Linked DNA regions of Homo sapiens: region 2 is linked to region 1. Evidence: read pairs that join two places in POLR2A ChIA-PET (ENCODE). Cell type or tissue: Panc1. All regions are shown on one strand. Links, peaks and the distances in the headings refer to the core of each region. The heading gives the core; the rest is flanking DNA.

What was found. ChIA-PET counts read pairs that join two places held together with the same protein. Peaks named below come from ENCODE experiments on the same cell type or tissue, not always from the same donor. Only the 100,000 strongest peaks of a DNase experiment are listed, where the experiment ranks them.
Region 2: POLR2A ChIA-PET joins it to region 1 with 5 read pairs; 1 of 35 experiments calls an interaction of 5 or more read pairs at or near these places.

What each region holds. Positions count from the first base shown.
Region 1 is chr11:66,108,857-66,121,192 of GRCh38, forward strand. All of the region lies in intron 1 of PACS1 (phosphofurin acidic cluster sorting protein 1), which reads left to right. Among named protein-coding and RNA genes, the nearest start is that of PACS1, 45 kb to the left of the region's middle. RefSeq lists an enhancer at 4,474-4,563. In Panc1, for the core only: no CTCF peak of the experiment used is centred there; DNase peaks (open chromatin) are centred at 4,645 and 5,060; H3K27ac peaks cover 2,385 bases.
Region 2 is chr11:65,071,410-65,083,745 of GRCh38, forward strand. It overlaps CDCA5 (cell division cycle associated 5), which reads right to left. Exons shown (of 6, transcript NM_080668.4): 2 at 12,220-12,314; 3 at 12,076-12,141; 4 at 11,955-11,990; 5 at 7,944-8,378; 6 at 6,044-7,778. The coding sequence ends at 7,698. Among named protein-coding and RNA genes, the nearest start is that of CDCA5, 6.5 kb to the right of the region's middle. RefSeq lists an enhancer at 7,222-7,723. In Panc1, for the core only: no CTCF peak of the experiment used is centred there; no DNase peak of the experiment used is centred there; H3K4me3 peaks cover 720 bases; H3K27ac peaks cover 597 bases.

The DNA.
Region 1 (12,336 bases), core at 2,710-6,709:
GCTACTTGGGGCTGAGGTAGGAGAATTGCTTGAGCCCAAGAGTTCAGGGCTGCAATGAGCTATGTTTGTGCCACTGTACTCCAGCCTGGATGACAGAGCAGCAAGACCCTGTCTCTAAAAACAAAACAAAACTAAGAATTTTAGGATGACACAACTCAGTCCATAGCAAGTGATACCTCTTTGACTGGAACAAATAACCTTATGCTTCAGGTGCAATATCTCACACAGACACTATGGCCTTCGTTCACTTTTTAAACTAGCATTTATTGAAGACAAAACTATGTGCCAAGTTTTATGCCAGCTGCAGGGGATATCCCGTACCCTCCACCAGTAGAGGAGACAGAGCCAGTTTCAGAGAAGGGTGGTGAGTACCTGGGGATGGATGGATGTGTCAGGAAAAGTTTCATTGAGAAGGTCGCATATGGCCAGGCGTGGTGGCTCACGCATGTAATCCCAGTACTTTGAGAGGCTGAGGTGGATCACTTGAGCCAAGGAGTTTGAGACCAGCATGGGCAACATAGTGAGACCCCATCTCTATTTTAACAAAAAGTAAAAGAAAAAGAGAAGGTCGCATATGGTCTTTCAGGTCTGTGAAGAAGTGTGTGCATAGTTTACCACACAACAGCATATGAGTCATGTCACCATCATTATTGTCATCACCCATCTTTATAGTAACAAGAAGGTAGTTCCTTCACACTCTAACCTAAGCCCTTTTTCTTCATCTTCACCTGGCTTTGGTTCTTTTGCTACAGTTACTCCAGCCTCTCTCCCCAGCCTTTATCTTCCACATTTTCTGCTGTGTTGTTTCAACAGCCAGTGACTTTTCTGTTCATACTCTATTGATGATGAAGTAAAAATTGATTTTGATTTGTTTCTGATTTCTTTTCCTTAGTAAGTTTGAGTTGAACCTTTAGTTCTCTCTCCTCATCTCCTCGCTTTCTACAAAGGCAATTCCTGGTGTTAAGTGAAAGCTGTTCCTGTTAGAGCCTACTGTTTGCCATTAATAAGTGATAAGGGAGGTTGTCAGCCAGCATTAATACTCTGTTTATGAAATTACAGTTACTGATGCAGTATTTTGTGAAGTTCTTAAGATATAAACGGCACAAGTGATTTGATAAGTTATAGCTCCAGAGACTTCCTTACATAGTATGCCAGTATTTCTTTTTCCCCTCTCAACGGGACACACATAACATTAAATTAAGTTTGTCTTGGTTGCCATTTACTTTAAACGGATCTGGTGCCTGTGCTCAGATATGTTTATGAGAGTATAATTGACTTCTCTGAAAGCATTGAGATTGAGGGAGTAGTTATATCTTACCTTAGTCTCATTGATGATTCATGGAATTGAAATAATTAAAAAGTACTTATTACATGCCTGATTGCTTCATGACCCTTTGATAAACTACCAACACTCATATCAAATGTCTCCTGATTTAAAAAAAAAAATTTTTTTTATACATATATAGACAAGTTCTCACTGTGTCACCGAGGCTGGAGTATGGTGGCTTTCACAGGCATGATCATAGCTCACTGCAGCCTCGCCCTCCTGGGCTCAAGGGATCCTCCTGCCTCAGCTTCTCGAGTAGCTGGGACCACAGGCACCTGCGTCTAGCTAAATGCCTCTTGATTTTAATGGCATGTCTTGTCTTCATAGCATATTCCACAAAAAACTCTAAAGTCTGATAGAAATGATCCTTCTCTTTCCTGTAGTTTTTTTTTGTTTGTTTTGTTTTGAGAAAGGGTCTCACTCTGGTTGCCCAGGCCGGAGTGCAGTGATGCGATCTCGGCTCACTACTACAGCCTCTGCCTCCTGGGTTCAAGTGATCCTCCCACCTCCTGAGTACCTGAGACTCCAGGTGTGCACCACCATGCCCAGCTAATTTTTGTATTTTAGTAGAGACGGGGTTTTGCCATGTTGGCCAGGCTGGTCATGAACTCCTGACCTCAAGTGATCCTCCCGCCTCAGCCTCCCAAGGTGCTGGCGTTACAGGCATGAGCCGTAGCACCCAGCCAACATTTTACTCTTTATACGTGTGTTCAGCTACAAAACTTTCTTCCCTACCAACCCTCCCAAGTCTAAGTAAAATTGATCTCGGAGTCACTTGACCTATTTATCTGGTATTATCCTGGTACGCTGCTAGAGGTATATATACAGGGTCATGTGTCACTTAAGGATGAGAATGTGTTCTGAGAAACATGTCATCATTGAGTGTACTTACACAAACCCAGATGGCATAGCCCACTACGCACCTAGGCTGTGTGGTATGGCCTGTTGCTCCTAAGCTACAAACCTGTACAGCACTGATTCAACTTTAGGCAATTGTAACACAGTGGTATTTGTGGATCTAAACATAGAAAAGGTACAGTAAAAATACAGTATAAAAAATGTTGCATCTGTATAGAACAACTCCATTATAATCTTATGGGACCCCTGTTGTATATGTGGTTTATTGTTGACTGCATGTTGTTCTGCGGTGCATGACTGTACTAGTTTTAAAAGCAGAACTGTCTCTATAATCCACTTCTTAGCTTCAGGTACTATTTCCTAATATCAGACACGTGGCACTGACTTTTCTTCTTAACTCCAGACTTATGTATCCAAGTGCCTATTTGACATCTGCATTTGGATATTGGATCAGCATCACAAATTTAATACAAGGACCTAACTCTTGATTCTCTCCACAACGCCAAACCTGTTTTTCCTCTAATTGTCCCCACCTCAGTCAACTATATTATCCACCTAGCTGCCTAAGCCAGAAACCTAGGAATTATCCCAGATTATTATTCTTTTTTTTGTTTTGTTTTGTTTTTTGTTTTTGACTCACTCACTCTGCTCAGGCTGGAGTGCAGTAGCGTGATCTCTGCTCACTGCAACCTCCACCTCCCGGGTTCAAGTGATTCTCCTGCCTCAGCCTCCCTAGGTGCTGGGATCACAGGCATGCGCCACCACGCCCAGCTAATTTTTGTATTATAGAGATGGGGTTTCACCATGTTGGCCAGGCTGGTCTTGAACTCCTGGCCTCAAGTGATCCGCCTGCCTTGGCCTCTCAAAGTGCTGGAATTACAGGTGTGAGCCACTGCACCCAGCTCAGATTCTTCTTTATAATGCCTGCCTCATGTAGTCCCTCAGCAGGAGCTATTGATTCTGAACCCTTCCCATCCCCCGTGGTTCCCTTGCTCTCCTGTCGTTCACACCACCCTGTCTCACCTGCATCACGCAGTAGCCACCAGACTGATCTGTTTCACTGCCTGTGCAGTTCTTCTCTACACTGCCGGCAGAGTGGTCTCTTTGAAATGCAGATCTGATTGTTGCACTCACCTGCCTAATCCCCTCCAGTAAAACCCAGACTTCTTCTCCTGGCCTACAAGATCCTGTTTGGCTTGGCCTCTGCCTGCTCTCCAGCCTGTTTCTTACCCTCTTCGCCTAGTTTGCTGCATGCCTGCCACATGGCCTGCCTTCTGCTGCTGCTTGGATAGGAGAGGCTCAGTCTCTCCTTAGGGCCTTTGTGCTTGCAGTTCTTGGAAATGCTTGGATGTCAGAAGGTTACATGGCTGTCCCGTTGGTGTCATTCAGGTCTCACTCAGCGCAGACAGGCCTTCCCTCGCTGCGCAGTTAGTCACATGCCTCTCGTTGCTTTCTTAATATTTTACTTTAAACTTTTTTTCTATTACATACCTTATCCGACATGATTTTGTTTGTGTGTTTTACAGGAGAGGGGTTATATCTGTCTCGTTCATGACTGAGTTCTCAGTGCCTGAACAGTTCCTGACATCCAGTAGACCCTTTATATCTATTTGTTGAATAAGTGACTGCTTTTCCCGTTGTGCATGGGCCAGTGCCAGGGGTCGAGTTGTAGTGAACTGAGAGTACATGGACAGTGCTGAATGGGGAAATGAAAGTTATCAAAAGCCTCTGGTGCCTTGCTTATTCATAGCAGATTTGTTCATAATAACAAAAGCTGGAAAGAACCCAAATGCCCATCAACACATGAATGAATAAACTGTGGCTATGATTTGGCTATAAAAAGAATGATACATGGTGGAATATGGATGAATCTTGAAAGCATTATGCTGCATGAAAGGAAGCCTTACACAGAAGAGCACATACTTAGGATTCCATTGATATGAAATTCTAGGAAGGGCATTTAATTTATAGTAAGAGAAAAGTGGCTAACCAGAACCCAGGATGGGAGAGGGTTGACTGGGATGGAACACAGAACTTTTAGGGTAATGGAAATGTTCTGTATCTTAAATATGGTGGTGATTACACAGGTATAAATTTGTCAGAACTTATCAAAATGTACAATTAAATCAGTCCACTTTATTGTATATAAACTATTTCTCAAAGTTGAACTGGTGTCTGACATTTAAATGTACTTTGGATTTCTTTTGTTTACCTACCCACTTCTTGGGCAGATGACTTTTCTTTTAATTTCCAGTTCTCCTAGCTACCTGCTGACTCATCCCAGACGTACTTACATTCCTGTTTCTGAATCAGTTCCAACATCCTTTGGGTCTCTTGTCCTCAATCTCTAGTTGGCAAAACATCTTTCTAATTGCAGGGTTATTGGTTATCTTCAGATATGCTATTGGAACTTACTTACCATCAAGGCTAGTTGGGTCTCCACCTCAAAGACTAAGTATCTCCAAACAGATACTTTTACAACGTAACAAGCAAGGAAAAAAAATGTTTGCAGCACATGTAGTTTGACAAGAAGACATAAGAGTATATTTTAAACTCTCAGTTCCTTTCGGTATGATGACTTGTATACTTTGATCAGACTTCCTCTTCAGAAGTTGTAGTCTTTATGTTTAGGATTCCTCCTGTTCCTGTTAATACAGCAGCTGAACTGAAAGCTGTATAGAGATTTGATGAATAGTTGACTGTCTCGTGATCAAACTCTTGCTCTGACATTAATATACTTTATTTAGTATCAAGTCTAATTTTCATCTTTTATTTTTCCTCCCTTTAGTTCACAGAATCACCCAGTCCTTTCTTCCTTTATTAATACATTATTTTGCAAGTGATATATGACCACAGCCTCATAAAGTACTCAAGCAAACACATAGGGTATGATGTGAAAGTGCCACTGAAGCTCTTTTGCATCTCTCCACCTCCCCAGACAAAAATACGATTAAGAGTTCGGCAGACATTCTTCCAGATCTTTTCCTAAGCATTGACATAGGACATGTGTACAGATACATAGACATTGTTTACGTAAGCAGAATCACTATGAGTTGTTCAGCTTGTTTTTTTTTCACATAAAAACGTATCTTGGGGGCTGGGTGCGGTGTCTCACGCCTGTAATCCCAGCACTTTGGGAGGCCGAGGCGGGCGGATCACAAGGTCAAGAGATCGAGACCATCCTGGCTAACACGGTGAAACCCCGTCTCTACTAAAAATACAAAAAATTAGCCGGGAGTAGTGGCGGACGCCTATAGTCACAGCTACTCGGGAGGCTGAGGCAGGGAAATGGCATGAACCCAGGAGGCAGAGGTTGCAGTGAGCTGAGATCCCACCACTGCACTCCAGCCTGGGCGACAGAGCAAGACTCCGCCTCAAAAAAAAAAAAAAAAGTACCTTGGGGATTTTTCTGTTTTTGTACTTACAGGCCTATCTCATACTTTTTAATGGCTGCTTAGTATGCCATAGAATAGAGAAAACACAGTTTATTTAACTAATCCTACTAAATGGACATTTATTTCTAATTTTCACTCTAATAGTCAAAAAATGAATTTAGAAAATGCAAATAATTTGTGTTTTTAGGGTCTTTCATTTCTTATTTAGTTATATAATTATTCTAGCTTTTAAAAAAGCTTATTAGGGTGGGAAGTGCCTCACTGATACTGTAATGTTAGAACTACACTGAAAACTTTGTTTCAGAAGAAAAAGTTGAATGTAAGTTCTCTGTGACTGCGGACTTCATTAGCATTGTGTCTTCAGGGCTTTCTTTTTAGGTATGATTATAAACCAAAAGCACTATAAGTGGTTACATAATTTTCTTACAGTTTGTATACCTCATTCAAAAGAAGCATACATCTCTAAGGATTAGAACTAGAACCATAAGCCAGGTGTGGTGGCTCACACTTGTAATCCCAGCACTTTAGTAGGCTGAGGTGGGAGGATCATTTGCACCCAGGAGTCAGAGACCAGCCTGGGTAACATAGGGAGACCCCATCTCTACAAAAAAAAAATACAAAAATTAGCCGGGCATGCTGGCTCATGGCTGTGGTCCCAGCTACTTGGGAGGCTGCGGTGGGAGGATTGCTTGAGCCTGGGAGGTCAAGGCTGCAGTGAGCTGTGATTGTGCCACTGCACTCCAGCCCAGGTAATAGAGCGAGACCCTATCTCAAAAAAAAAAAAAAAAAAAAACTAGAACAGTGACCTTTGGTTGTAACATGATCAGCAGTTGGTTATAATGAGTGCTTTAAATTAATGTTTTCCCATGGAGCTGGAGCCAAGCATTTGTGAAAAATGTTTTTTCTCTCTCCCTTTTTCAGTTTGAAATCCTGCTAATACACTAATTTCTGTGGAACTTTCTACCAGCCTCTACTGGTGACCAGCAGTTGCTGGTTTATTAGCACTCAAAATATTTAAAACAAGCAAGAAACCTGTCTTTCCATCTCCTTGCCCTGTATATGGAGATGCACAAATATGGAAAATTCTGATGTTTAAGCAGAATTAGTTATATTTCAGGTAGATGGATTTGAATCTTTCAAAACCCCACATGAGGTAAGTATATTTCTTCAGCCCTGCTTTTCAGCAAATAGTGGGACTGCAGAGCAGGCTGACATTTGTCTTAGCTACCCAAGAAGGACCAAAATTGCCTTCCTGTTAGGTTTTGCCTGCATGTTTAGTTATGAGACAGCCTGAGACCCTGTTTTTCTTTCGTATTAGCTGACCTCGGTATTAACCTCACCTTCCCTCCTCCCCTTCTTTTTTTGGTTTCTGGTTTTCCTTTTCAATTTGTTACAAGTACGCTTAAAGCACGAAGGCGTTGCAGTTGTTAGAGATTATTTTGTTCTCTGGCGGTTTCAGTTATCTTGACTTTAAGCTTTCTTCCTCTTAGACAAATAATATAGGCAGCTGTCATATCTGAGGGTTTTAAATTCTTGTTAACCTTTTAACTTATTGTGATTAAGATGAATTTGAAAAGAAAGCCATTTCCTCTATTTAAGAATTGCCTTGGCAAGAAGTTGGAAATCCTAGAACCTTGTTGCAAAGGAATGTGTCGCTATTTGTTATGAATGAGTCTGGTTGGGTCCAGTGAAACCTTCCTATTGCTAATGTGCAATTAGGTATCTTCAGTGAGGGAGAGACTGTCCTCTAAGCAAAGCAGCTAAAGCTCCAGGGGCAAAGGGCAGAGCGAATAAGCAGGGGCCTGGGTCATCTATTTTGTTCTCTGGCCTGAAAGCATTTGACTGCTCATCTCACATCCCTTCTTTGCCCTCAGTCGTTAGATATTAGGTCTACTGTGGTTGAATGAGACTGTCTACAAAAGGGTTCCAGTGCTCACCAAAAGCTGTTTGTAAATACGAAGTATTACATATTATCTTTCCTAAGGTTGTGAGAACCTAGAAGAACTGCCTTTGATTAATGCTAGAAAACAGCTCTTATGAGACATAAAGTTCATTTAATAATCCCACAAATGCTTACGAGCAACTATTCTATACCAGGCAGTTTTCTAGCTTTTTGGAAATAGAGTGGTGAACAAAATAGATGAACATCTCTGCCTTCATAGAACTTAGATTCTAGCTGGGCACAGTGGCTCACGCCTGTAATCCCAGCACTTTGGCTGAGGCAGGTGGATTACTTGAGCTCAGGAGTTCAAGACCAGCCTGGGCAACATGTTGAAATCACATCTCTACCAAAAATACAAGATATTAGCCAGGCGTGGTGGTGTGTGTCTGTGGTCCCAGCTACTCATAAGACTGGGGTGAGAGGATCACTTGAGCCTGGGAGGTGGAGTTTGCAGTGAGCTAAGATCGTGCAACTGCACTCCAGCCTGGGTGACCAAGTGAGACTCCATCTCAAAAACAAAAAAAAAAACAACTCAGATTCTAGTTGGGGAGACATATACTAAATAAGATAACACAAATAAAGGGCAGTATATAGTGAATTCAGTAGGGACAAATGCTGGGTAGAAAAAACTAAGCAGGGGAAGAAGACAGGAAGTGTCAGGAGTAGTACTGTGGCTTTATTATTATAAATTGTTTCCTTTTAAAAACGATGTGTATTATGCATTAAAGCATTGCTCTGAGAAGGGGTCCTCTGACTTCTCCAGACTGCCAAAGGGACCCTGGCATTGAAAGGGTTAAGGAGGCTGGGCGCAGTGGTTCACACCTGTAATCCCAGCACTTTGGGAGGCCTAGGTGGATAGATCACTTGAGGTCAGGAGTTTGAAGCCAGCCTAGCCAACATGGTGAAATCGTGTCTCTCCTAAAAATACAAACATTAGCTGGGCATGGTGGCGGGCACCTGTAATCCCAGCTACTCAGGAGGCTGAGTCAAGAGAATCGCTTGAACCCAGGAGGAGAGGTTGCAGTGAGCCGAGATCGCACCACTGCACTCTAGACTGGGCAATAAGAGGAAAACTCCATCTCAAAAAAAAAAAAAAGAGAGAAAAGAAAGAAAAAGAAAAGGTTAAGGACCCCTCATTAGAGTTACAAGACCAGCCCTCAACATGTGATTAAAAGATGTTTGTTATGGCCGGGCGTGGTGGCCCATGCCTGTAATCCCAGCACTTTGGGAGGCCGAGGCAGGCGGATCACCTGAGGTCGGGAGTTCGCGACCAGCCTGACCAACATGGAGAAACCCCATCTCTACTAAAAATACAAAATTAGCTGGGCATAGTGGCGCATGCCTGTAATTCCAGCTACTTGGGAGGCTGAGGCAGGAGAATTGCTTGAACCCAGGAGGTGAGGTTGCAGTGAGCCGAGATTGCGCCATTGCACTCCAGCCTGGGCAACAAGAGTGAAATGCCATCTCAAAAAAAAAGAAAAAAAAAAGATGTTTGTTTCCTCTTTGATGCTTTATGTGATAATGATGCGGTAGACTTTCCACATATCTCCCTATTATATCTGGTAATTGTGGCTTTAAATTATTTGAAGCTGTCATTCACTTTTGAGACTAGTGTTTGTAGGATGTTTTTTCCATTTGTGTTCTGTAGAACCCCAGGGTACCCTGAAGCCTTTTTGGCACATGTGGGGGTCATTTTAAACGTATGTTTGGATTATTCATCTACGTTAGTCTAAACAAGTAATCAGATGCCTGGCTTTGAGGTAGGTATAAGTAAAGAGAATAGACTAAGGGGTTGGTGCATATTTATGGAACATAAACAGCATAGATGGTTAACAGATGCTACACACAGGTGAACCACTGATTTAACCTGTTATGTGTATGCCATTGAGCCACTATCAAGACCTTGAGCTGCTACCTAGTGTCTGTATAAAGATAAGAATTTCCAGCCAGGGGCCGGGCGCTGTGGCTCATGCCTATAATCCGGGCACTTTGGGAGGCTGAGGCAGTAGGATTGCTTGAGCCCAGGAGCTCAAGACCACCCTAGGCAACATAAGGAGACCTTGTCTCTGCAAAAAATGAAAATATCAGCCAGATGTGGTTGTGTGCACTGGTAGTCCCAGCTCCTTGGGAGGCTGAGGTGGGAGGATCACTTGAGCCTGGGAAGTCAAGGCTGCAGTGAGCCATGATTGTGCCACTGTACTCCAGCCTGAGTGACAGAGTGAGATCTTGTCTCTAAAATATAAATAAATAAAAAGGATATTTTCTAGGCCAGGCGTGGTAGCTCACGCCTGTAATCCCAGCACTTTGGGAGGCTGAAGTGGACCAATCACCTGAGCTCAGGAGTTTAAGACCAGCCTGGGCTTAGGCAACATGGCGAAACCCCATGTCTACAAAAAAAAAAAAAAAAAAAAAAAGAAAGAAAAAGAAAAAAAGATATTCTGAGCTTATTTTCTCGTTATTTCCTTCTCTCCCTTCCCAAATATTTTTTTGAGCATCTGTGTCAGCTAGGAATACAGAAACTAAAAAACATTGCTTGCCCTTGTGACTGGGGAGATATAGACAATTGAATAATCAACCACAACATGTTATAGTAAGTGCTAAGATAAAGGTAGGCACAAGTGTCAGGGAAAACACAGAAGTGGGATGCCTGAGCTGAGTGGGAGTGGGGGTGGCCCAAGAAGGCTTCCTGAACCAGTGGCACCAGATGGACAAGGGAGAGGCCCCCTACTCCCTGCTTGTCCTCTGCTCTCTTCTGACCGGTAGCGTTAATACTTCTTTGGTTTAATGCAGGATCACCAGACTCTGTGGCCCACGACCTGTTTTTGTGTAGCCCATAAGACATACCTTTCTAAGTACTATAGCTGAAAAACATCAAAAGAGTAGTAATATTTTGTGACATGTGAAAATTATATGAAATTCAAATTTCTGTCTGTAAACCTCACTGGAACACAGCCATGCTCATTCGTTTGTATATGGTCTGTGGCTGCTTTCTCCCTACAACGGTAGAATTGAACAGTTGCATCAGAGACCTTATGGCCTGCTAGGCCAGAAATGTTAAGCCCTTTACAGAGAAAGCTTGCTGGCTCCTGTTTAATGCTTTAACTGCCCTACTGAAAGGCAGGAGGTTGAAAAAATGATGGTAGTCAAAAGGAATGCATGAAATCCTGTTGTCTTCTGTTAGCTGATTGCAAGTAGTACACAGGATATATTTGAGACATCTCTTTTCCTATCTCCCACCAAAGGATAATTCAGGCGGATCTCAGTGCACAGGCACAGGCATTTGCCTCATTCTTGTTTTGTCTGTTTTGAATTTAGTTATGGGAATATTTTAATATCTCTCAAAAATAGGGTATCTGGTGTGAGTCAGAATGATTATAGAACATGCTTGCCTGGAGAACAGGAAATGCGGGATCCACTCCTGGTGTGCTGTTAGCTGAAGGACGTCAGAACTGTCCTTTAACCTCCCTGCAGGTCTCTAAATGGTAGGATTGTTTGGGGATTACACTAGATCATCTCTAGGCACCGTTCAGCTCAGTAGAGACATTGCTGCATGGTGGAAGGAGTGACCTCAGTGTGAATCCTGGTTCTGTCCCTTTCTGCCCAGGAGACCTTGAGCAGCTTATCTAAATGCTGTGTGCCTTTGTTAGCTCATCTGAAAATGTGGCTGTAAGAATGACCTCATGAGAATGGACTGAGATCATATTCTTAAAACTCTTGGCACTAATAGGTATTTAATCTACTATAACTGTGAAAATTATGTCTGTGAACTCTTTTTTTTTTTTTTTTTGAGACAGAGTCTCGCTCTGTTGCCCAGGCTGGAGTGCAGTGGCACGATCTCGGCTCACTGCAACCTCTGCCCCCTGTGTGCCACCACTCTCGGCTAATTTTTGTATTTTTAGTAGAGATGGGGTTTCACCATTATTGGCCAGGCTGTTCTTGAACTCCTGACCTCAAGTGATCCACCTGTCTTGGCCTCCCAAAGTGCTAGGGTTACAGGCGTGAGCCACTGGACCCAGCCTGAATACTAATTATATACTTCATTTTAATCAAACTCAATTTGTGAAATAGCTGGATTTAGGATTTGCTTAATGAAAGAGATATGACGTTCCTTTAAAAGCCAGCTTTTCTACTAGAATCAACATTATTTGAATTACATGCAATTATATGAGATCATATCAATGCATAGGAAGCTAGACATGTATTAGATTGTGGTTAAGGGCATACGCTTTGGAGCCATATAATATAGCTGTGGTTCAAAGCCTGGCTTTGCCATTTACTTACTAGCTGTGTATGATCTTGGCCTTCCATTTCCTCCTGGGAATGATAATAATACTTGCTGTGAAGATTAAATGAAATTACCCATGTGAAATGCTTAGCATGGTACCTAAGTAGTGCCACTCTAAAGTTTCATGGCCTCCTACTCTCTGGACACATACCTATCCTCTGTCTGCTAGAACTCCTCACTTCCCTGTTCTCCTAACTTACTTATCCTTCAGAGCCCAGTTCAAGGGACGTCTTCATGAAGTCCCCCTTGCCCCAGCCCTGTGCTTCCACAGGGCCTGTGCACGCCTCTCTCTGCTTCCCACTGTGTGCGGGCCCTACCTCCTCCTTTTATTGTGCTTCACTTTCTTGTGCTTCACAGATGCTGCATTTTTTACAGATTGAAGATTTGTGGCAACCCTACGTTGAGTAAGTCTGTCGGCACTGTTTTTCTAATAGCATGTGCTTACTTTGTATCTCTGTGTCACATTTTGGTAATTCTTGCAGTATTTAAAATTTTTTTATTATTGTGTTGGTTACGGTGATCAGTGGTC
Region 2 (12,336 bases), core at 7,981-11,980, 1.0 Mb before region 1:
GATCTCGGATCACTGCAACCTCTGCCTTCCATGTTCAGGCAATTCTCCTGCCTCAGCCTCCTGAGTAGCTAATTTTTGTATTTTTAGTAGAGACGGGGTTTCACCATGTTGGTCAGGCTGGTCTCGAACCCCTAACCTGGTGATCCGCCTGCCTCGGCCTCCCAAAGTGCTGGGATTGCAGGCAAGGGCACTCTTACTCTTTAAAAATTGTGTTGTTTATCTAAGATTCAGGCTTAAGTGGGCATCTTGTATTTTTTGCTAAATCTAGCAACTCTAACACTATGGCCACATGTTGGTGCCCATCAGAGGACACTGGGAGGCATGAAAAGCTCCACGGTTACCAGTTGGTACGTGAGGAGGATGAGCAGATAGACAGACAGACAGGACTGGGGTCCTCTCAGGGTCCCACCAGCCAAGCACAGACAGATGCTTAATTCAGACTTGGACAGAAGATAGCTCAGGACCTGGATTTCAGTCCTGCTCTGCTGCTCATAGGTGGGGCAGCTGCAGGAAATCGGGCTCAGCCTCCTAGCCTGTGAAATGGGTATTCAACTCCACAAATATTGACTGAGCCCTAACTTTGTTGAAGGCCCTTCCCTGAATGTTGAGAAGGTACAAAAATGAATCTCCTCCTTTGAGGGGTTAATCACAGGCTGGGTAAAATGCTACTAGCCATCAGTGATGAGGAACTCTGCTGGCTGCTTTGCATATGACATCAACCTCCTGACCAACTCCGTTAGAGAGATGGAATTGGCCTCACTTTTCAGAAGAGAAAACCATGGCTCAAGAAGAGTCTCAGATGTGGGTGGACTGATACCCAAGCAGGTGGCTGTCAGGGAGCCTGCCAACCTGTCAGCCACACTGTGGAGAGGGGAAGGCAGCCTGGTCTAGGCCCATGTGTTGGGAGAACCACCAGGCCTGAGCCAAAGCCTCATCTGAAAGGGTGGTGAGCTACCGGGCTGAGGACCCAGGCGAGGAGGGAGGGGTCCATAGGCTGTGTGGGGAACTGCCCTGTGGAGAGGGAGGGTGAAGTCCACTCTCCAAGAAATGGGGACAGGTGTGAGCCATGGGGCTGGCTTCAGACCTCACATGCACACTGGTGGGACTAGAATTTGTGCTGTGGGAGGCTCATGACTGAGGCAGGGTGCCAGGTGCCATCACTCCTGACTCCACCTGTGCCCCTCCTACCAGGCACTCAGAGGCTCTCTGAAGCCCCTGTCCCCAGCTCCCACTGGAGGGGCACACCTGCCCAGGCTGGTGGGAAACCACCACATCCACTTACTCCATGATGTGCCTGGACACTGGGGGGACAGAGACAAATACAACCTTGCCTCCAGCCTGAGCTGGAGTTTACACAGCTACTGTGTAAACGTGTGTGCAGAGCAGACAGAATGGAGCTTGAAGGTGCTATGATGGAGGTCTGTGTGGACTTCTGAGACTTAAAAAGGGAGGGAATGGTCAGTTCTACTTGAAAATTGTTCATTGAGCACTTACCATGCACCAAGTGCTTTACTTGTATTATTTCATTCTTTTTTTTTTTTTTTTTTTTTTTGAGATGGAGTTTCTCTCTTTCACCCAGGCTGGAGTGAAGTGGCATGATCTTGGCTCACTGCAACCTCCACCCGCCAGGGTTCAAGTGATTCTCCTGCCTCAGCCTCCCGAGTAGCTGGGATTACAGGTGCCCGCCACCATGCCCGGCTAATTTTTGTATTTTTAGTAGAGACGAGGTTTCACCATCTTGGCCAGGCTGGTCTTGAACTCCTGACCTCAAGTAATCCAACCACCTCAGCCTCCCAAAGTGCTGGGATTACAGGTGTGAGCCACCGCGCCCGGCCGACTATCTCATTTTTAAACACTGTGGCATAGGTATTATTATTGTCCTCATTTTACTGTTAAGGAAACTGAGGCACATCAGAGTCTAATTATTATCATTTGCCTGGGATCACACAGCTAGAAGCTGGCAGAGCCAGGATTCAAACCCAGTTGGATTGCAGAACCTGTGCTCTTTGCTTTCACCAGGGTGGGGCAGGTGGGGAGGAAAGGCTGAGCAGGGGTGACGCGTGAGCCAGACTTAATGACGCGGGGCTCCCCAGGTGACGCAGGAGTGGGGAAAGACACGAGAGGCAGAGAGCAAAGGTTCAGAGGCAGGGACCTCCAAGCAGCTCGCAGCCTGCGGTGGGTCTGTGGGCTGAAGCCTGGACACCAGCCTCGGCCTGGAGTCCTCATGAGCCCCACTAAGGTGTCAGGAGCCCCCTAGACCAGCCAGGGTTCTGGGGTGCAAACAGGAAACAATGTTGGCTGATTTGAGCAAAAAGGAGTTTATTGGGAGGATGCTGGGGAGTCACAGAACTCACGGGAAGAAGAGACTTCAAAGGGCAGGCACTGTAGGGCGCCGACTGCCAGAACTAGGACAGGGGAGGGCCTGCAGATGGACAAACACGCATTCCCCACACCAGACACTGCTGGACAGGCGGTGCCTTCATCCCTCCTCACACCCATCACTCAAGGTGGAGAATCTGATCAGTTTAGGTCCTGGTTGCCGGGATCAGGGAGAGCAAGCATCTGGGATATTCACTCCCACTGAGTGGCTGGGGTCCTGCAGACAGCACATGCCTGGAGGCTGAGACGCTACTGGGCAGCCAGGCACCAGCGACCATTCATTCCACTGCTGCACGGAGCATGGGAAGTCAGCAGAGGTTTCTGTTTCGGCTGGAGTGCAGTGGCACAATATCGGCTCACTGCAACTTCCACCTCCTGGGTTCAAGCCATTCTCCTGCCTCAGCCACCCAAGTAGCTGGGATTACAGGCACCCGCCACCACGCCCACCTAATTTTTCTATTGTTAGTAGAGATGGGGTTTCACCATGTTGGCCAGGCTGGTCTTGAACTCCTGACCTCAAGTGACCCACCAACCTTGGCCTCCCAAAATGCTGGGATTACAAGTGTGAGCCACCGCGCCTGGCCCAATTTCCTCCTTTTTAAGGCTGAATAATATTCCACTGTATTGATAGGTCACACTTTATCCATTCAGCTGCTGGTAGACATTTGTGTTGTTTCCAGCTTTTTGGTTATTGTTGAATAATGCTGCTAGGAACTTGGTGTACAAATCTATTCCAATGCCTGCTTTCAACTTTCTCTGGTCTTATTACACTCAGGTGTGAAATTGTATTAAAAGGTTTTAAAGGCCAGGCATGGTGACACGTGCCTGTAGTCTCAGCTACTTGGGCAGCTGAGGTGGAAGGATGGCTTGAGTCTGGGAAGTGGAGGTTGCAGTGAGCCCAGATCACAATACTGCAGTCCAGCCTGGGCGACGGAGCCAGACCTTGTCTCAAAAAAAAAAAAAAAAAAAAAAAAAAATTGGCAGGGGTTTTGGCTGGGCATGGTGGCTCACACCTCTAATCCCAGCACTTTAGGAGGCCAAGGAGGGTGGATCACCTGAGGTCGGGAGTTCAAGACCAGTCTGACCAACATGGAGAAACCCCGTCTCTTACTAAAAATACAAAATTAGCTGGGCGTGGTGGCACATGCCTGTAATTCCAGCTACTCAGGAGGCTGAGGCAGGAGAATCGCTTGAACTCGGGAGGTGGAGGTTGTGGTGAGCCGAGATCGTGCCATTGCACTCCAGCCTGGGTGACAAGAGTGAAACTCCGTCTCAAAAAAAAAAAAAAAAAAAAGGGTTTTAAGGAGGGGAGAAATAGGCCCGGCGTGCCAGCCACGGTGATTCACGCCTATAACCCCAGCACTTTGGGAGGCTGAGTTGGGCGGACCACCTGAGGTCAGAAATTAGAGACCAGCTTGGCCAACATAACGAAACCCCGTCTCTACTAAAAATAGAAAAATTAGCCGGGTGTGGCAGTGGGCACCTGTAATCCTAGCTACTTGGGAGGCTGAGGCAGGAGAATCACTTGAACCCAGGAGGTGGAGGTTGCAGTCAGCCGAGATTGCACCACTGCACTCTAGCCTGGGCAACAAAAGTGAAACTCCATCTCAAAAATAAAAATAAAAAATTAAGGAGGGGAGAAACAGGATCATATTGTGTGTTTTAGGAAATGTGTTCTAGCTGCAGTGCAGACAGTGTGGAGATACAGCAGCCCAAGGGAATGACCCACAGGAGGCTAGTGCAATTGTCTAGTGGCTGTGGGGTGGGGGGGATGTTGAGGGGGATGGGGCTGGCCACATGGGGTGAAGGAAGAAGGAGCTGGTCCTGGGTTCCTGGCCCGTGTGACTGTGTCAGCTGGTGGCTCTGCTAATGGCACAGAGAACACAGGAGTAGGCAAGCTGCTGGATGAGCAGAGCTTCAGATGACTTCCTGAAAGGCAGTTCTAGATTCTGATTTGTAGCTCAGGACAGTTTTAGGTTGGAGATAAAGATGGACAAGTCTTGAGCAAGGAGGCAGTCCAGAGAGCGAGGCTACCCGGCAAGAGCAGGCAGGTGGGAAAGAGGGTCCAGGACTGAGGCCTGGTATCCAGACATTTCAGGAAAAGCCAAGAAAAAGGAGCTGGCAGTGCCACAGCCCCAAAGAGGGTGTCCTGGCAGAGGCCCGAGCTTAGTATGTTGGATATTAGGACATCACTGGTTACCTTTGTCTGAGCTGTTAAAGAGAGTGACGAGGGCATTGGGAATAAATTCAAAGTAAAGAGCAACTTGGAACGTTCCTTCAAGCTTAAAATGGTGGTAGCTAACGACAGATGCTGGTCGACTTTTGGTTGTCTTTTTTGTCTTTTGAAACAGGGTCTTTACTCTGTTGCCCAGACTGGAGTGCAATGGCGTCACCATGGCTCACTGTAGCCCCGACCTCCCAGGCTCAGGTGATCCTCCCACCTCAGCCTCCTGAGTAGCTGGACTGCAGATATGTGCCACCACGCCCATTTATTTTTTTTACATTTTTTGTAGTCAGGATCTCCCTATGTTGCCCAGGCTGGTCTTGAACTCCTGAGCTCAAGTGATCCTCCTGCCTCAGCTTCCCAAAGTGCTGGGATTACAGGTGTCAGCCACTGTGCCCAGCCTGGTTGTCATTTTTTAACAACAAAGCAAATAAAAGCCATTTAGGACTTGGAAGAAAAAGAAGAGGAAGGTTTCAGAGACAAGATAATTGGATCAAAAACCAAAGTGGAAAGGCTAGCCTTGAAGAGGGGACCCATCTCCTCTGGGTGGGGGAAGGAGGTCAAAGCGGATTAAGTCTGTGGAGAACTTAATGGCTTTGATTTGTTTGGATGACTAGGAGGCAAGTACAAGTGTGGAGGATGGGATGGGAGGCTGGTCTGTGCCACCTGCCTGTAGGGTCCTAGCCTTACCTAAGGCCAAGTGGGAGAATTTCCAGGCATCAGCATCTTTGATCAGCTCCCCAGGGTCCCACAGCACCTGCTGCTACACAGTGTCCAGTCTGGACCATGGAGTGAGCAACTCGGGCTCCTTCAAAGGAGCCTGAAAGGGAATGGGGAACGAGGGCTGGACTCGGGAGGGTGTTTGCTTCCCAGGCATCTCCCGTGGGCACTGGGGGAGCTCTTAGCACTCTCACCCCAGACCCGACTTTCTTCCTCCTAGAAGAGGAGCAGACTGGGGACTGGACAGAAATAAACAAGACACGGGGCAGGACAGGCCAGGCGCAGTGGCTCACGCCTGTAATCCCAACACTTTGGGAGGCCGAGGAGGGCAGATCACTTGAGGTCAGAGTTCAAGACCAGCCTGGCCAACATGGTGAAACCTCATCTCTAATAAAAATATAAAAATTAGCCAGGCGTGGTGGTGGGCACCTGTAACCCCAGCTACTTGGGAGGCTGAGGCAGGAGAATCGCTTGAACCTGGGAGGCAGAGGTTGCAGTCAACTGAGATCACGCCACTGGACTCCAGCCTGGGAGACAGAGCTAGACTCTGTCTCAAAGAAAAAAAAAAGTGTGTGGGGCACAGTGATCTACCATGGGGCGAATGCGGGGAAGCGGGGCTGGGAGCGCCTGGACAAAGGGACAACCCCAGTGATGCAGCCCACTGGAGGCCTGGCCTTACCTTCGGCTCTGCCTTTGACTCAATAAAAGAAACACAGTCCATGAACAGGCAGAAACTCTTTAATCAGGCTTTTTTTCCAACTCTAAAACAAAATCCCATTTTTTCCTTAAATTTAGTTCCTCAGGAACAGAGAACTTTGCAATGATGATCTCAACTCTGCATCATCTGGTGACTCCTGATTCTGCAGGACTAAGACATTTCCCAAGAGTTCTGCTGCATCAGCCAGTGAGGACAAGAGTTCTTCAGTGCGGTTCAGCTCAAGGACACCTAGGCTTCCCCAGCAGGGGGCTTGCTTGCAGGTCTGACAAACCACAGAGCGTTGAGCAGATGGCCTGGGACTCCCAGACCTGGCAGAGGGTTTTATTAGGGCCCGCCTGGCCTGCACCGTTTCATCCAAGTACCCTGACCCAGCACTCATCTTCCCTGGCATTCTCTGTTATCCACCAGCTCCTCTGCACACCTCAGCGTCTACTTCCACGAACTTCTAAACATCAAAAGGTACAATGGCCAGGGGTGCGGCAGGAGAGTCGGGGGCAGGGCAGCCTTCAAATCCACACTATTGAATCCACACGATGGAAAGAAGAGAAAGATGGGGAAATTCTCCAGAGATCATGAGATGCATCCAGGCAGTGTTCTCATGTGAGAGGATAGGGAGGCCAAAAACTAAAATTGCTATCAGCCCCCGCCGCTGTCTGGTACGCGAGGAAACTTTCCGAGGACTTTACAAGCATAGTTGCAAAATGCTAGTAGGTCTGGGACTCTTCAACTTTCTCTTCTAGGGCCAAGTAGACTCGGTGTAACTTATTTTGTAAGAAATGGGTATGGGTGACAAGAGGGGCCACCTTCCACCCCTGCAGCAGAGTGGTAAGACTCCAGCGTGGGCCCTGTGCAAGGGACCAGCCCAGAGGCCATGAGCCACAGAAACTCACAGCACCTGGTGGCCACACCCTGAAATGCACCCTTTGCTCCAAGCAGCCAGCGCCCTATCAACCTGGCATTTACCAAACATCTCAACAGCAGACCAGAACTAGAAAACACAGCTTCTGTGTAGTACACACTTATGGTCTGAGACCCAACTAAGGCTCCCTACATCCTTCAAAACTCAGACTCCACAGGCTGAATGTCCAGCTTCTTCCTCCAAGACAGAATTGCCCTCAGCCCACGAATTCTCTCTGGGACTATTTACAGAATCAAAGGGGAAACCCACGGAACTGAAAACCTCTTTACACAGGTGGGTTCAAGAAGAAAGCCACCAACAGAAGGCAACTCAGGAGGGAGAGGCCGAGGCTGGCAGAGCCCCTGGGCCTATTTCCAAGCAGCCACCCCTCCCAACAAGAGCAGAGGTGCCTCTCACCTCAACCCTCAGCCCTTTAACTTCTGGCTGGGCCACTGATTCTCCTCCCCAGTCTGTGGCCCATCTGGAAACTGGCTATGGTACTTTGGGGAGATAGGAAGGACAGGACGACAAGAGACAGGACACCAGTGAGTGGCTGGGCCAGGCGGCCCCATTTCCTAAAACCAAGATGGCTGCCGCTGCTGCCCAAGCCCTCAAAGGCAGACAGTCCTCATGCGCAGCACCAGCACACACACAGGTAACAAGACCAGGGGAGGGGACCCTAAGTGTCCTCTCCACAGGGAGGTGGCTATGTACAGGACAGGAGGGAGAGTCTGGCCAGGTGCACCCCCCACTGCATCTCATTCAACCAGGAGATCAAACTGCTCAGCAGCTTCAAACTCGGCATTCATGGCCGCAGCCCACTCATCCAGCTCCGTTTTCTGAGGGAAGAGAAATGAGGAGCAGGTGAGTGAGAAGGGAACATGGTGGCTGGAGCATCTCACCCACACCCTGCAGGTGCTGCCTATCCCCCAAAAGAGCCAGAGCCCCAGCCCTGCACGTCTCCCAGAGCACACGGCAGAGAAAAACCCCTGCCTCTCACTCACCAAGATCTCTGGCATTTTCTTCTTCTTACGTTTCTGTTTCTCGGGTGGTGGGGAGATTCCAGGGAGAGTCATGTCTGGGGCCCAGGGCTTTGCACAAACCCTGGGGACCTCGGTGAGTTTGGAGCACACCACTGGCGAGACTCCGGACAAGTCTTCTGCCCCCAGCAGCCCCTCGAAGCCAAAGCAGGACCGGCGGCCTGGGGTGGAGGTAGAGGCAGAGCCCAGGGTCTCCAGCCGGCTGTAGGAACGCCTGACTTTCTTAGACATTTCCAAGTCTCTGGCGTCCAGCTCTCCTTCCTTGGAGCTGGACTCGGCCTCAGGGTTCGGCACAGGAGTGCTGGTGGGGGTGGCAGGGACGCTGTGTGTCTTGAAAAGGTCCTCCTTAGTAAGCTCCCTGCCAGGGGGCTCGTTTTCTTTCTCCAAGAAAAAGGAAATCTGCACCAGGACAGAAGAGGGGATGCCCTCAATACTTAGCTGGACTGCTTACTTCCAGAAAAGCCCGAGAAGATTCAGGGTGGAAAGACCCACAGGACACACACTTTTTTTTTTTTTTTTTGAGACGGAGTCTTGCTCTCTCGCCCAGGCTGGAGTGCAGTGGCATGATCTCGGCTCACTGCAAGCTCCGCCTCCCGGGTTCACGCCATTCTCCTGCCTCAGCCTTCCGAGTAGCTGGGACTACAGGCGCCCGCCACCTCGCCCGGCTAATTTTTTGTATTTTTAGTAGAGACGGGGTTTCACCGTGTTAGCCAGGAGGGTCTCGATTTCCTGACCTCGTGATCCGCCCGCCTCGGCCTCCCAAAGTGCTGGGATTACAGGCGTGAGCCACCATGCCCGGCCAACACACACTTTTTTTAAGGAAGGGACAAATCAGACCCTGAAAGAGACATGGAGAGAAGAAAACAACCCACCATTGCTTCCAAGGAGTCTGCTTTTGTGACACAAATGGACTTGCCCCCATCTGCTGGTGCTGTCGCTTGTTTCCAAAATGTGCCCAGCATCCAGCCTCTCCTCTGACCAACTCAAGCCCTCATTAGGTGTCTTCTAGACCAGCTCAGCAACGTTTTTTGTTTTGTTTCCAGATAAACGGTCTCAACTCTGTTGCCCAGGCTGGAGTGCAGTGGCACGATCATGGCTCACTGAAGCCTCAGCCTCCAGGGCTCACGCAATCCTCCTACCTCAGCCTCTGAGTAGCCGGGACTACAGGCATGTGACACTCTGTCTGGCTGATTTTTTTTTAGTTTCTTTGTAGAGTAGGGGAGGTCTCCCTTTGTTGCCCAGGCTGGTCCCAGCGACCTTCTGATTTCTCTCCCTGTTTCCACCCTTGCCTGCTGTGGTCCATCTGCCACACAGCTGATGAGGATTGTCCTAAATGTCCACTCAGTCCATAAGTATTTATCAGTCACCTGTCCTGTGCCAGGCACTGGGAACACAGCAGGGAATAAAACAGAGAAAACCCCTGCCCCATTCTAAGAGAAAAACAGGTAAGAAAATTCAGTATTATGTTAGCAGTATCAAGCACTACAGGAAAACAGAACAGGAGAGAGTGCTTGGGGCAGGTTAGAATTGCAAAAAGATAAAGGTCAATACATCCCTCACTGAGGTGACATTCAAGCTACAACTTGAAGGAGGTGTGGGAGTGACTCATGGCCAAGTTCTAGGCAGTGGGAACAGAAGGTGCAACAACCCTGAGGCCACAGTGTACTAGTCAGGGTCAAACAACAAGGAGGCCAGTGTGGCTGAAGTGAAGGCAAGAGGAAGAAACTGAAGATGAAGTTCAAGAGATAATGGGTGGCCAGATATGGTGGTTCACACCTATAATCCCAGCACTTTGGGAGGCTGAGGTGGGTGGATCACCTGAGGTCAGGAGTTTGAGACCAGCCTGGCCAACATAGTGAAACCCCATCTCTACTGAAAATACAAAAAAAATTAGCCAGGTGTGGTAGCAGGTGCCTGTAAGCCCAGCTACTTGGGAGGCTGAGGCAGGAGAATCGGTTGAACCTGGGAGGCGGAGGTTGCAGTGAGCCGAGATTGCGCCACTGCACTCCAGCCTGGGTGACAGTGCGAGACTCCATCTCAAAAAAAAAAAACACAGGGAAGCTGAACAAATTGGTGGTCACTGCTGACTACGACTTCCTCATTCTCTATAGCCAAGCAGTCACCCAGGTCCTGGCAACTTTATCCTGCTCGATGTACCATGAATCTCAGTCAATCAACAAGAATGAGTGGCTACTAGGAAAGGCAGAAGTCCCTACCCTCAAGGTGCCTGTGTTCTTAGAGGGGGGAGAGAAAGACATCAAACATGCAAGAAAATACACTATAAGAACTGATAAGGACCAGGCACAGTGGCTCATGCCTGTAATCCCAACACTTTAGGAGGCCAAGGTGGGAGGATCACTTGAGCCCAGGAGTTCAAGACCGGCCTGGGCAACATAGTGAACCCTCATCTCTATAAAAAAAATTAGAGAAAACATCAAAAAATTAGCCAGGCATGGTGGCATGTGACTATAGTCCCAGCTACTTGAGAGGCTGAGGAGGGAAGATCTGCAGTGAGCCGAAATCTCGCCACTGCACTCCAGCCTGGGTGGCAGAACAAGACCCTATCTTTAGAACTGGTAAGGCCTAAGAGAATTACATAGAGAAATGTGACAGCAATAGGGTAAGGGTGGTCAGGGAAGGCCACTGGGGGGCAATTCCCTCTGAACCCAGTACTGTATATCATCCTGGCTTTAGCTCACGCCCTTGGCTTCATGCTTCAGAATTCCTGGACTTCACGTCATTCCACTGGTCTTGGAGCCCCAGGGTAGCCCTTCTCAAAACCATTCTCCCCACAGCCCCCAGAGGGGTCTTTCTTAAAACACTCAAACTTGACTCGGTCACTACCTTACCCAGAACTCTCCAAAGGCTGCCCACAGACCCAAGAATGATGCCCAAGCCATGAGTGTGGCTTTTGTGCCTCATCAGGATCTGCTCTGCCTTAGGGTGCTTCCTCCCCTGCTGAGGTCTGCTGCAGACACTAAACAAATTGCTATTCCCCGAACCTTGATTTTTCTTTAAATTCCCAATCTCTGCAAACATGGCTTCTTTGACCTGGAACAAACCTACTTGTCTTTTTTTTTTTTTTTTTTTTTGAGATGGAGTCTCGCTTTGTCACCCAGGCTGGAGTGCAGGGGCGTGATCTCGGCCCACTGCAACCTCCGCCTCCTGGGTTTAAGCGATTCTCCTGCCTCAGCCTCCTGAGTAGCTGGGACTATAGGCACGTGCCACCATGCCTGGCTAATTTTGTATTTTTAGTAGACACAGGGTTTCACCACGTTGGCCAGGCTGGTCTTAAACTCTTGACCACAAGTGATCTGCCCGCCTCAGCCTCCCAAAATGCTAGGATCACAAGCGTGAGCCACTGCACCCGGCCTCTACTTGTCTTTAAAGACTCAGTTCAAATGTTTCTTCTTCCACGAAACATTCCCTGAGCCACATGGTCTGGGTTAGCTACCATCATAGCATCTAGTATTCCTTATTGCAGTCCCAGTACACAACGTTGCTATCACTTGTCATTGGTCTTTCTCCCCAGTTGACTCTAAGCCCTATCAGCTCTTCAAAGGAGTTCACATTTCTCAGTCAGTATGTCTTCAGATTGTCTATTAATGAAACATCCTTTGATAATAACTTCTGCTAAAACTGTAAAAATGTCATACACATGACTTATCTCAGAACACCCATACATGAAAGCTGAAGGCATAATGGATTAGAAAGGCAGTACGTGGAGTTAAGACATAGCTCAGCTTTTAAAGGAAGTTCCAGGAAAATGGTAGAAATACACAAGGCATAAAAAGTTAAGTGTATTAAGTCTTCAGGGAGTAATCAAGACTGGCAATGCATGCAGGTGCCCACAGGCAAACTGTTTTTGCAGTACTGCAAAACAGCTCCCTGGGCAGATGTGAGGAGCCAATGTGTGCTGTCCAGCTCTAGAGTGACCCAGATTCTACTTAATTAAGTAGATGAAAGTGAACTCACCCTAGGGCTCCTGCGAGGTGATTGGACAGCTGGGACCTGCGGGGGACAATACCAATTGATCACATAGCTGGTCCCCAGTTTTGCCCGCCTAACCACCCACAACACTCTCCTTAGCCTTTACCTCTACAGCATGGGCCACGATCCTCTTTAAGACGATGGGCTTTCTGACTGCAGCCGCACTGGGTGTCTGGAGAAGAGGGATGAACGTGAGCTCAACATTAGGTGAGGGGCCACAAGGGGAGGAAGTGAGAAATCTGGGGCTCACCTTCGGCCAGATTTCAGGGAGGATGCTCGGGAGTTCAGAGCCTGATTTCCGCTGGGACCTCCGCAGAGGCTTAGTAGGAGATGGGGCCCTTGGCCCTGGAAAGAGAAAAAAGTTAAG